2 separate regions of the Homo sapiens genome follow, and region 2 is linked to region 1. The links are chromatin loops, found by intact Hi-C in ENCODE. Cell type or tissue: heart right ventricle. All regions are shown on one strand. Links, peaks and the distances in the headings refer to the core of each region. The heading gives the core; the rest is flanking DNA.

The links. Peaks named below come from ENCODE experiments on the same cell type or tissue, not always from the same donor. Only the 100,000 strongest peaks of a DNase experiment are listed, where the experiment ranks them.
Region 2: a loop joins it to region 1, with 6 times the contacts of the local background. A loop is called at or near these places in 25 of 110 quality-filtered maps.

The regions. Positions count from the first base shown.
Region 1 is chr13:52,965,198-52,970,881 of GRCh38, reverse strand. No RefSeq gene overlaps it. Among named protein-coding and RNA genes, the nearest start is that of OLFM4, 61 kb to the left of the region's middle. In heart right ventricle, for the core only: a CTCF peak has its summit at 2,600; a DNase peak (open chromatin) is centred at 2,601; H3K27me3 peaks cover 1,499 bases.
Region 2 is chr13:52,606,489-52,612,172 of GRCh38, reverse strand. No RefSeq gene overlaps it. Among named protein-coding and RNA genes, the nearest start is that of LINC00345, 9.0 kb to the right of the region's middle. In heart right ventricle, for the core only: a CTCF peak has its summit at 2,637 (motif pointing left); DNase peaks (open chromatin) are centred at 2,872 and 2,912; H3K27ac peaks cover 1,429 bases.

The DNA of each region.
Region 1 (5,684 bases), core at 259-5,258:
ATCGCTTAAGCACAGGAGGTCAAGGCTACAGAGAGCCATGATTGTGCCACTGCATTCCAGCCTGGGCAACAGACTGAGACCCTGTCTCAAAAAAAATAAAGATATAAATAAAGACATAAACAATAGCCACTACCCTGGCTTCAACCAGAGGGAGAAGCTAGGGAAAGAAGGAAGGGATGATATGAAGGAGATATTCAATCCAATGCCCTGCCTCAATTAAATCTTAAAAACTCTTTAGTCAATGGATGGCAAACATACAAATATACAGTACTGCCTCTGAAGGCCTCAGAGTACCTAACATTCTGGTAATCTGTACACTGTGGGCACAATCAGGACTTTCTGGAGTGATCATGAAGATAAACATACACCTGCTACTTAATAATTTGCAGATGAACCAGGCCTCTAATTGAATGCGTAATCTCTTCTGAGACACTTCAATGTCCTTTAATGAAAACCCAAATGACCACTGATAATGTCTGCTACCACTGATTTGATTTGGTGAAAAGATGGCACATAAAATTGTTGAAGGTCACCTGGGATCTCACACCTTCTCCCAGTTCCTTCAGCCTGGCCTCACTCTGGCTAGAAGACTTTAAGATTGACAACAGAATTTATCCATCAGCTGTCCCAGCAGCTCACTGCCATGGATAATTAGCCACTGGCTGTTTATTTACATAACTTCAATTTGCCTAGGAACCCACAGCTTATTTATTCCAATAAGCAGACATTGTGCACCTATATAAATGGGAAGAGAAAATGCATGACTTTTTTATGGAAACAGGATTTTTGTTAATAAACATACATGTGATAGTGGTAGATTATAATCAATATTGGACTTGGTGTTTTAGAACTGTCTTCCATTTGAAACATAATAAAACTGTATTAATTTGAAACTTTAAGGACCAGAAAAAAACTTAACCAACTTAACTCACTTCAGAGTATCTCATATTTTTGCTCAAGAAAGAATGGGGCATCAGGCTGCTGAAGAAAAGCAGTTGGCTCCAATCAAGCATGATTTTGAATAACCAATATTGATTTAATGAGGTTTTACTTTATATCAGCATTTCAGGCAGCACTATTCTAGCTGCACAACCTTCCAAGGTCAAGCCCAGAGGTTTGCCCCTTACCTGAGGTGGAAAATAATGAAATCCATTTTCCCCTGGGGAAAAAAATATCTATAAATCACATTTTCCACACCTCACGTGGCTGCCGCAAATGGCCCCACTATACAACATGTCTATCTGTCACTCCTTCAGCTGCCTCAAGGAGACTCCATTAGACTCTGGGGAGAGGAGCAGCAGGAAGGAAATGACAGCTGGGGCATCAGACTGACAGTTGGAGCATGGGCTGTGCTGCAGCGAGGCTGGGAGTTTAGGGAAAGACTCTCTAGTATCTGAGGGTTGTTTTCTTCCCCTAAGTAAAATGAGCATGAGCCGTGAGAGTCAGTCAGCCTAAAAATGGGAGCAGCATCTGAATACAAAGGTTACAGGCTAGATGGCTTCTTCACACTGCTCTTTATTTTAAGATCAAGATTGTCGGTGGCAGTCCTACCGTTCTGAATTTCTATGTGTTGCCCTGTATTGCAATTAATCAAAATACGTAGCATCATAACACCAATTGGTGGTCTTATCACATAGATTGTAAATCATCCACAGAACTCCGAGTCATTATTGGAGCTGAATTTACACATTGCCTTTATGGAACTCTGGGGTTATGTAAAGATGTTCCTGGAACTCAATACACAGATGAGTCTCTGTGCCCTAAGATAAGAGTGGGGAGATTTGGAGCTGTTGCCAAGCCCCCTCAACAATGGATTCAAACTCTGCCTGAGCCATGTGTGGAATAAGAGCCTTGCCTCAGAGAATAGATGAGCACAGTTAATGCCTTGTGATATTGTAGGATTACATAGATTGTTTCCCGGTTACTTTTTTTAAAATTTTTATTTGTATTTCAATAGTTCTTAAGGTACAAGTGGGTTTTTGGTTACATGGATACCTTTTTTTGTTTTTGGTTTTTTTGGTTTTTTTTGTTTTTTTGTTTTTTTTTGACAAAGTCTCACTCTGTCACCAGTCTGGAGTGCAGTGATGCAATCTCAGCTCACTGCAACCTCTGCCTCCCAGGCTCAAGCAATTCTTCTGCCTCACTCTCCCAAGTAGCTGGGATTACAGGCACGCACCACCCAGCTAATTTTTGTATTTTTAGTAGAGAAAGGGTTTCATCATGTTGGCCAGGATGGCCTCGATCTCCTGACCTTGTGATCCGCCCGCCTCAGACTTCCAAAGTGCTGGGATTACAGGCATGAGCCACCACACCTGGCCGGATAAATTCTTTGGTGATTTCTGAGATTTTGGGGCACCCATCACCTGAGCAGTGTACACTGTACTCAATGTGTAGTCTTTTATTTCTCACCCCCTTCCAAGCTTTCCCCGTTACCACCGAGTCCCCAAAGTCCATTATATCATTCTTATGCCTTTCTGTCCTCATAGCTTAGCTCCCACTTATGAGTGAGAACTTAACGAAAGTGAGAATGTGATAGCTGGAAAGCTGTTTCTCAAGTTATGCAACATCCTAACGGCCACTAGAGGGTGCAGCAGGGACGATGCTGGAGCTGCCCTCTACCGGCGGTGCTGACAGAAAGGGAGCTGTCCAGGGACCCAGGTGAAGAGGGGAAACTCAAGGAGAGGCCAGGTAACTGGAGCTGTGCAAAGCTGCGGTGCCTGGCTGCTGCCATTTGGTGGAGGTGGAGGAAAGTCGGCAAATCCCTACAAGGGAACTACTAGGTTTGGAGCTCAGAGAGTAGGGGTGGGGTTGCAGCCAGCTAAAAAAGTCCTGTCCTAAGATTGCTGGCACAGGGATTGCTGTTATAGTCTCAAGAAAATGACTTCTTCACTTTTCCAGATACATTGCACAAGATTAACAACATGTACAGTTGTGTGTGCATTTTCGTGAATTATCCTAAATGATCTACTTTTATATCCTAGCCTCTATTGATGGGTGACATTATGGAGGACAGTCACTTCGGAACCATAAGCCCTGGATGTCTCTAGCACACCATCCACCACCGTCTACCACCCGATGCTATTTCTTGTCCCTAATTCCTCTTTGCCTTTCTCTCCACTAAAGCCTTCATTCCCATTCACTCATTCTCACTCATCACCTTTCTACTCATTAAGCACCTATTACGTGCTAGAGCTGGGATTACAGTAGTAGGAGAGAGGAAAGGCACAGCTGCTGACCTCAAAGAATTCACCATCTTACCCTCCTTCTGCACTCCCTATTACTCCATGGAGGAGGGGAGGGTGATAGGGTGAAATATAATTTGAAAAAATATTTGGGGGCCAGATAGTGAAAAGCATTAACTGTCATGCCAAGGATTTCAGATCTCATCTCATGGCAATGGGAAGCCATGAAAGATTTTAAGCAGGAGATTTAGATCCAGCTTTGACTTGCATAAAGATATGGAGGCTAAAAAGTGTTCAACCTTATTAGTAATGTGATTAGAACTTCAAAATAGAATATTTACCTAAAGGATTGCTGAAGTTGTTTTTGAAGACAATAATTAGCTTTGGGAAGGATTCCTTAAAATTAACAATCCCTTATCGGCAAGAATGAAATTTGGTATAATCTCTGAGGCTAATTTGGCATATCCATCAAATACACAAAATATTGCATCCCTCTTGACCTGAAAATGGTATGAATCCAATGAGAAATGATAGAAACATAACCTAATGTAGGGACAGAGAGGTTTAAAAAAAGGACAATACTGAGAAGAGTTTATTCTAGAGACAAAAGTCATAAAACCCTGTAATTGATTGTATTGGGGATGATAAATAAAAGGAAAGAGTTGAATATGACTTCATGGGTTGTAACGTAGGCAACTAGATCTATGTAGATACTCTAAAATTACAACAATTGGAGCAGAAAGAGGGAGAAATTGTGAGAGCAATTAAAAGTTAACTGCTGGACATTTGGGAGCACAGAGTATGTAAGGAGAAATATCTGTGGGACGCCCAGATGAAAAGTTTAATTGGATATGAAGATTTCTAAAGAAGGAATTTGGAAAGCATTTGTGATATTTAAGAAGAGTGTCAAGTGGTGAAACTGGAAATCATATTGCAAAGACCAAAATAATGAAAGACAAGTAAAGAAGAATCAAGGGCAGGTTATAGAGGTAGGGTACTAGCTTGAAGGAGAACAGAATCAAGGGAATGATTTGCTAGCGTCCAAGAGTTTTTCAGTGGAAGTAGCTTGCAAAAATGTCAAAGCTGCATGGGAGCACCCAGTAGAAGGGGAGAAAGAGAAACATTTAAAGTGATAAGGTTAAGTTTATCAGATTTTGCAAATAAAACTATAATACAAGACACTCGGTTAAATTAGAATTTTGGATAAACAATGAATAATTTTTAGCTCTGTGCAATATTTGGGACACAGTTATACTAAATATGTTGCTCACTATTTGTCTGAAATCCTAATTTAACCAAGTGTCCTGCATTCCGTCAGGCAATCCTAGGCAGGGCAAACAAGGAAGGAACCAGGAGCTGAGGAAGAAAGACAAACCTGGGAAAGACTGTGGGGTGTGTCGGTTCTGAGAAATGGGAGAGAAAAGAAGGAACAGTGAAGAGAAAACTATTTCAATGTAGGGAGCTCTGAAATCATGCCCTCTATTTTCTCAAAGCTGGAGGTCAGGTCATCTGCAGAGAGTGGGCAAGTCAGAGGTCAGCATGGAGATCTGATGGGGAGATGTAAAAGCTAGAAGCATCAACTGTGGCGAGAGGAACGGAGCGTCCCCCAGGGACAGGTCTGCCAGAAGCACTGAGGGTGCGCTGGTTCTGGAGCTGTGCATCTGTACAGGGCAGGGTGGAATAAAATGAGGCTTGAGGGCCAGGTCAGGCAGGGCCTCATAGGACATGTGAGCAAGTTTTACATTTCATTCTCATCAGGAAATTGGAAGTAAGCGAGTCAGCAGAGTTGTGTGTGTGTGTGTGTGTGTGTGTGTGTGTGTGTGTGTGTGTGTACATCCTCTGGCTGCTGAAAGAATTAAAGGTGGGCAAGAGCGGCTGTTGGGATACCAATGGGGAGAATAGGATAGTAGTTCAGGAAAGAGATAGCAGAAACCTGGACTGCAGGGTTGGGAGAGTAGTGAAGAGAGAAGACAGAGAAAGAAGGGGGAGGAGGAGAAGGAGAAAGAGGGAGAGAGAGAGAATAATCTAGTCTTAGATTTGGCAATGACTAGATTTGGGAACATGATTAGGAAAAGGGAGGCAAAGGAGAGGTGTTCAAGATAATTCCCTAGTTCCTGACATAAACAAATGAGCAAATGAGCAAATAAAGAACACTGACATAAGGAAAACCAAAGGAGAAAGTGATGTGGCAGAAAGGGCACTAAATCCAGCCTTGACACTCACACTCCCTTAGAACCATGAGGGGAAGTAGAGATGGCATGGATTATGACACCTACCTATTCTTTGAGCATCTCGGGACCAAGCGATTCACATTCCTATGTGAACTCTACAACAATTTACAGGGAGGATGTTATTATCCCCATGAGGCAGAATAATATTTGGAATGATTAATTGATTTTCTGCTTTGCTCTGGATACTGTGCTTTCTTTCACCTCTTCACTGCTCCCAATTCAAGCAACTGGACCAGTCAATACTTATCGCATTAGGGGGCAGATGAAACAG
Region 2 (5,684 bases), core at 179-5,178, 360 kb after region 1:
AGTAATCAGTAGTTCATGCTAGTGGATGACACACAAAAAGGTAAACCATGAAGCCACTTCTCCCAAGTGGCAGGATGGCAGAACACGAATGTCATGGCCCAGGTGAGGCTTACATGCTCTGTCACTACTTTGCTTTTCCAGCAAAATGTATCCTATTCTGCTGTTTGTTTTATACCATTTTCCATCATACTTGTCTATGTACTTGACAAGCAATCAAATGTAATTTTTAATTGCTTTTTAGTCACTAGAATTGCCCATATACGTGACTTCATTTCCCAATAAATGTCTGTAAATCTGTGTCTTTTATGTTCAAAGTAATCCTTTCCCCTAAAATCAACTATGAATTAACTTTCAATGCCTCTGTGTAAAAAAAGTACATAAGACTGTTTCCAACAAAATCAGGGGGCAGCATAAATAGCTGCAATGTGTTAATGAGACAATAACACCACTGACTGCCCACTGCACACTGAACAATTTACACCCTCATCTCATTTAATTTCCTCAATGACATCAGGATTATCCAACAAGGGCAGTCATGTGTCTCAGCAGGTGTATGAAAACCTGTAATGAGGAGTCCAGGAATGGTCAATATTTGGAAATCCAACTAGCCAGGCCAGCAATGGCCTCAGTTTTCTGAGGTTTGCGCTTTGTGAAATAAGCCTGCAGAATAAACCCAGTTGTCCAGCAGTTTCAGCTACCTACTTCTATTCACTTGTGGCTCTACTAGCAAAAGTATTAAAGGATTATGGACATCTTTCCAAAGGCAGTGTACTAGCTAAAGGCACAGAAAGAAGGAGAGAATGAGGCTGGATGGGCTTACTGGGGGCATAACTCATCGTGAGGTTTCCTGATCTGGGTGAGGGATGATGTGTGTGGTATATACTGGATGTGGTATTTCCTTTCTTTTTTCTTAGGTGGATTAAGAGCTGTTTCGTCAGGCCGGGCACGACAAAACAGGGATCACGCCTGTAATCCCAGCACTTTGGGAGGCCGAGGCAGGTAGATCACAAGGTCAGAAGATTGAAACCATCCTGGCTAACATGGTGAAACCCCGTCTCTACTAAAAATACAAAAAATTAGCCGGGCGTGGTGGCAGGCGCCTGTAGTCCCAGCTACTCGGGAGGCTGAGGCAGGAGAATGGCATGAACCCAGGAGGCAGAGCTTGCAGTGAGCCGAGATCACACCAGTGCGCTCCAGCCTGGGCGACAGAGCGAGACTCCATCTCAAAAAAAAAAGAGCTGTTTTGCCTCTGCATCTTCACAACACAGCCTAAAACAGCCTCAAACACAGCCTAAAACAGCACTTTAGGAGGCCAAGGTGGGTGATTACTGGAGCCCAAGAGCTCAAGACTAACCAGGGCAACATGGTGAAACCTCATCTCCACAAAAAATACAAATCAATAAACAAATTAGGTGGGCATGCCGGTGTGTGCTTGCAGTCCCACCTACTCTGGAGGCTGAGGTGGGAGGATTGTTTGAGCCCAGGAGGCAGAGGCTGCAGTGCCACTGCACTTCAGCCTGGGTGACAGAGCAAGAGCCTGTCTCAAAAAAAACAACAACAGCAAAAGATGAACATACGTGCATGTTTATATAATATATAGGTAGATGATATTAGTGTAACTGTATAACACTATGTGAAAAATGAAGCTTTAGTCCCCTTGGAACACACAGGTGAGTATGACTTGTTCCCTGCTTCAAGGGGCTGGTGATCTAGCAGAGATCACAGATGTGGAGCAGGTAAACTAACAAGATAGGCAATGCAACAGGTGCCAGGCCTGTGGAGGCCCAGAGAGGTTGCACCCAGATGGATGAGTTTCCTAGATTTCATTAGCTTCTTCACAAGCGCTTTAGTGCCCAAAGCCAAAGGACAAAGTAAGAGGGAGGAGCATGGAGAGGCCCACAGCAGGAGGACTTACGGGAGATGGGACTGAAGACGAAGTGGTTTCGTGTCCTTCAAATTAGATTGTCTAGGTACTTGTCTTTCCCCTCCACGTAAGATGACTCATTCTTAGTATATTCATGTGTAAAACTGCTTTGGATTTTAGGTACATGGAAGACCAGGATCATGTCACACTAGTGTGTATTGCACAGCATATGACATAGAACTATGTTGAAACAGTGCTTAGCACATGACTTTTGGAGACGACAGAGATATGACCAGGCAGAACTGTCCTCAGGTCAATTTCTAAAGTGCATGAGAGTACTCTGGTTCCCCCAGCCCATCCTCTTGCCTTCTTGTACTCATTCTCCCCCGTCCCTTGGCCCCTCTCTATGTTGCCTTTTAGCTTCTCAGAGCCTCCTTGCTTTGGGTCTCACCCAGACCTGACACCTTTGCCGAGACCTCTCTAAATTAGCCTTTCGTCCCCTCTCCTACCTGTCAAACTGCTCTCTCATCTATCCACCAAGGGGAGGGCTATGTTGTTAAACTAACACTAATGTATGAAAGCCCACATTGCTAGCTAACACTTGTACTATCTCATAAAAGTTAATTTTTAAAAGAGGTGCTTTCAAATTTCAATAAGCAAAGGCTACAGCTGAGATTATTTTCTTTTTGCTTTCCTGGCCTCTGAAGTTATGCTTTCAGGAAACTGCTTTCTGTCTAAGTGTTAACCCAAGCTGGCCCTTAGATGCATTTGTTATGTTCAAGTGCCCTCTGGAGGCAAAAATAGTCTCCTGTTAGATAAAAGACATGCCTGCCAATGACCCACAAATTACTGGCCCCTGTGCTGTGGGGTCCATTCATTCCCGTCTTTGTGCATTCCCAGCACAGCCCTGCCTCAGGGCCTTCAGCTTAGGCATGGAAAATTCTTTGGCCTGGAATAGCTGTCCCAAAGACTGTCCCATGACTGATTCCTTCATACCATCCACTTCAGCTCAGCAGTGCTTTCTCAGCCGTGCACCGCATCTAGCCAAGTCGACCTTCCCATTCTGTCATGTAGCGCTGTTTCCTTGTCTTCCGGCACTCAGCACTATCTGAAATAATCTTCCATTCACTCAACACGTTCATCAAGTGCCTGACCTAGGCCCTGTCTCATGCACTTGGGATAGATCAAGGTACAAATGCAACAAGTTCCCTGCCCTGGCGGAACGTACAGGTCTTGGGAATCACATTGTTTCCTTTTTCATCATCAGCCTCCCCGCTGGAATGTAAGCTCAGTGAGAGTAGGGATCCCTCATCGAGGGGGCAGCCTCATTTACTACCTTATCCCAAGAGCCTGGAACTGTGCCTGGTACATCCTTCATGGTCAATCAATATTTGTGGAATGAATAAACAAATGTTTATATTAGCCAGGCACAATGGCTGAGGTGAGAGGTTAGCTTGAGGCCAGGAGTTGGAGACCAGCCTGAGCAACATAGTGAGACCTCTGTCTCATGAAGAAATTTTTTTAAGTTTATATTTTCTATCAGGATACACAACTAACATTTTAAACTTATTTTGCTGTGACAAAGTTCATTCATTCCATTATCACAAGTCTACAAAATGAGACAAACTGTATACCTCATTATTATTCAAATGATCAATAACAACCATAGTTAGCATTTATTGACCACTAAGTATTAGACACTATAATAGTGCTTTATTTGTATTTTCTCATCTTCACAAAATTTCCTGAGGCAAGTAACACCATTTTTCACTTTTAAGATGAGAAATTTGAGGCTTACAGGAGCTTCTCACTATCACAAAGTCATCAGGTGGGAGAGCCAGCTTTTGAGGACCGGACAGTCGACCCAGAGTCCATGCTGTCAGCCTCCTCCACACAGCTACGTTCACATCAGGAAGTCTGTATTACTCAGCGGCTCCCTCTACCATCCTCTAAAGAAATCCTGCACTCTCTTAGCAGGGCCTGTGAGACCCCTCAAGATCAGCCCTGCCTCCTTCGCTAGTCTCCTTCCCATTACCTCTCCTCCCACCCTGACGGGAGCCCCTGCAGCTCCCAGACACGGCCATGCCTTCCCCCACCTCCTTGCCATCCAATGCTGCGTTTCCTTCTTCCTCCCTGCCTAACTCCTACTCCTACTTCAAGGCTCAGCTCTTGCCCCAAGCTCTAGAACCTTTCCTGGTCCTCTGGGCTGGGTTCTGTGCCCATGCTCTACTGCTCCCAGCCCCCTGTGCCTGGCTTTGTGATTCTCAGTGAACGAAATGAGGTGCGGCTTTTCATCTCCAAATTTCTGGTGCTTAATTGGAACAGAGAGATTGACTAAATACTTTGAATGACAGAGCATTTAAGAATTGGCCATGTTTTACAAATTTAGGCACAGTGAGGCAAACAATCCCATTGTAAATAAGAGGGTTAGTGCTGGGCACGGTGGCTCACACCTGTAATCACAGCACTTTGGGAGGTTTAGATGGGAGGATTGTTTTGAGGCCATGAGTTTGAGAACAGCCTGGTCAATATAGTGAGACCTCCTTCTCTACAAACAAACACACAAACAAAATAATTAAAAATTAGCCAGGCAGGGTGGCACAGGCCTGTGGTCTCAGCTACTTAGGAGGCTGAGGTGGGAGGATCATTTGAGTCTCGGAGCTCAAGGCTGCAGTGAGCTATGGTCACGCCACAGCACTCCAGCCTGGGTGACAGAGCAAGACCTTGTGTCTTAAAAAAATTAAAAAAGGTTAGAATGTGGCCCATGGAAGTCCTCAAAGGTACAATCGCATGAAGCTGAGAAGCAGCAGCATGGAGCAGGGGGTACTCAAAGCATCAACTGGCAGAACCAGATCTTTCCTCTCATTCCCACCCCAAGAGACTTTTCCGATTCATCCAGCTGGAAGCAGAGAGGCTAGGATTTCCCTCTCAGGTGTCTGATCCAGAGCTTGCATGCTAATCTCTAAGGCAATGGCATCTCAACTCTGCTGGACCTTTATTTGTGTGTCCTTTCAATGGTTATATTTGCCTGTGTTTGCCCAGAATAACTAATTTAATGAAAGCATTTTAAAAAGATGTTTATAAATGGCTAAATATCTAGTGATAGGTGCCATACAAATATTTAGATACCAACGGTCTAAATCCAGATTATTTTTACTGGGGGAACCATTATTAATGTAATTATAAAATAGTACATTGTGGAAATGTACACACAAGAGAGAAGGAGAGAGAGAAGAGAAAGAGAGAGAAGCTGCATACACTTGCTATTTCACAACAATGATGCAATCCAACAGTTTACAAAGATAATTCCTTTAGACAGATACTGACTAAAACTCACCAGGGGCAGGGCCCTGGGCCCAGCAAGGAGTTAATCACAGCTCCTGGGCCTCAGCAGGGAACACTGAGTAAGATACAGGTACTTGCCCTTGCTGGGCTTGATAGCTCACAACTGTAATCCCAGTGCTTTGGGAGGCCAAAGCAAGAGGATTGCTTGAGACCAGGAGTTCAAGAGCAGCCTGGGCAACATGGCAAAAACCCATCTCTACAGAAAAATACAAAAATTAGCTGGGGGTGGTGGCGCACGCCTGTAGTCCCAGCCATTCAGGACACGGACATGAACCTGGACCCAGGAGTTCGAGGCTGCAGTGAGCTGTGATCATGCCACTGCACTCAGGCCTGGGTGGCACAGCAAGACTCTGTCTCAAAAAAAAAAGTATTTTCCCTTGAGGTTGGAGCCACAAGGACCATGAGTTTAGCAGGGGCTCCTGCTGGCTGCACCAAGCAACTCTCCCAACACTCACTGCTCTCTTCTGCAGAAACA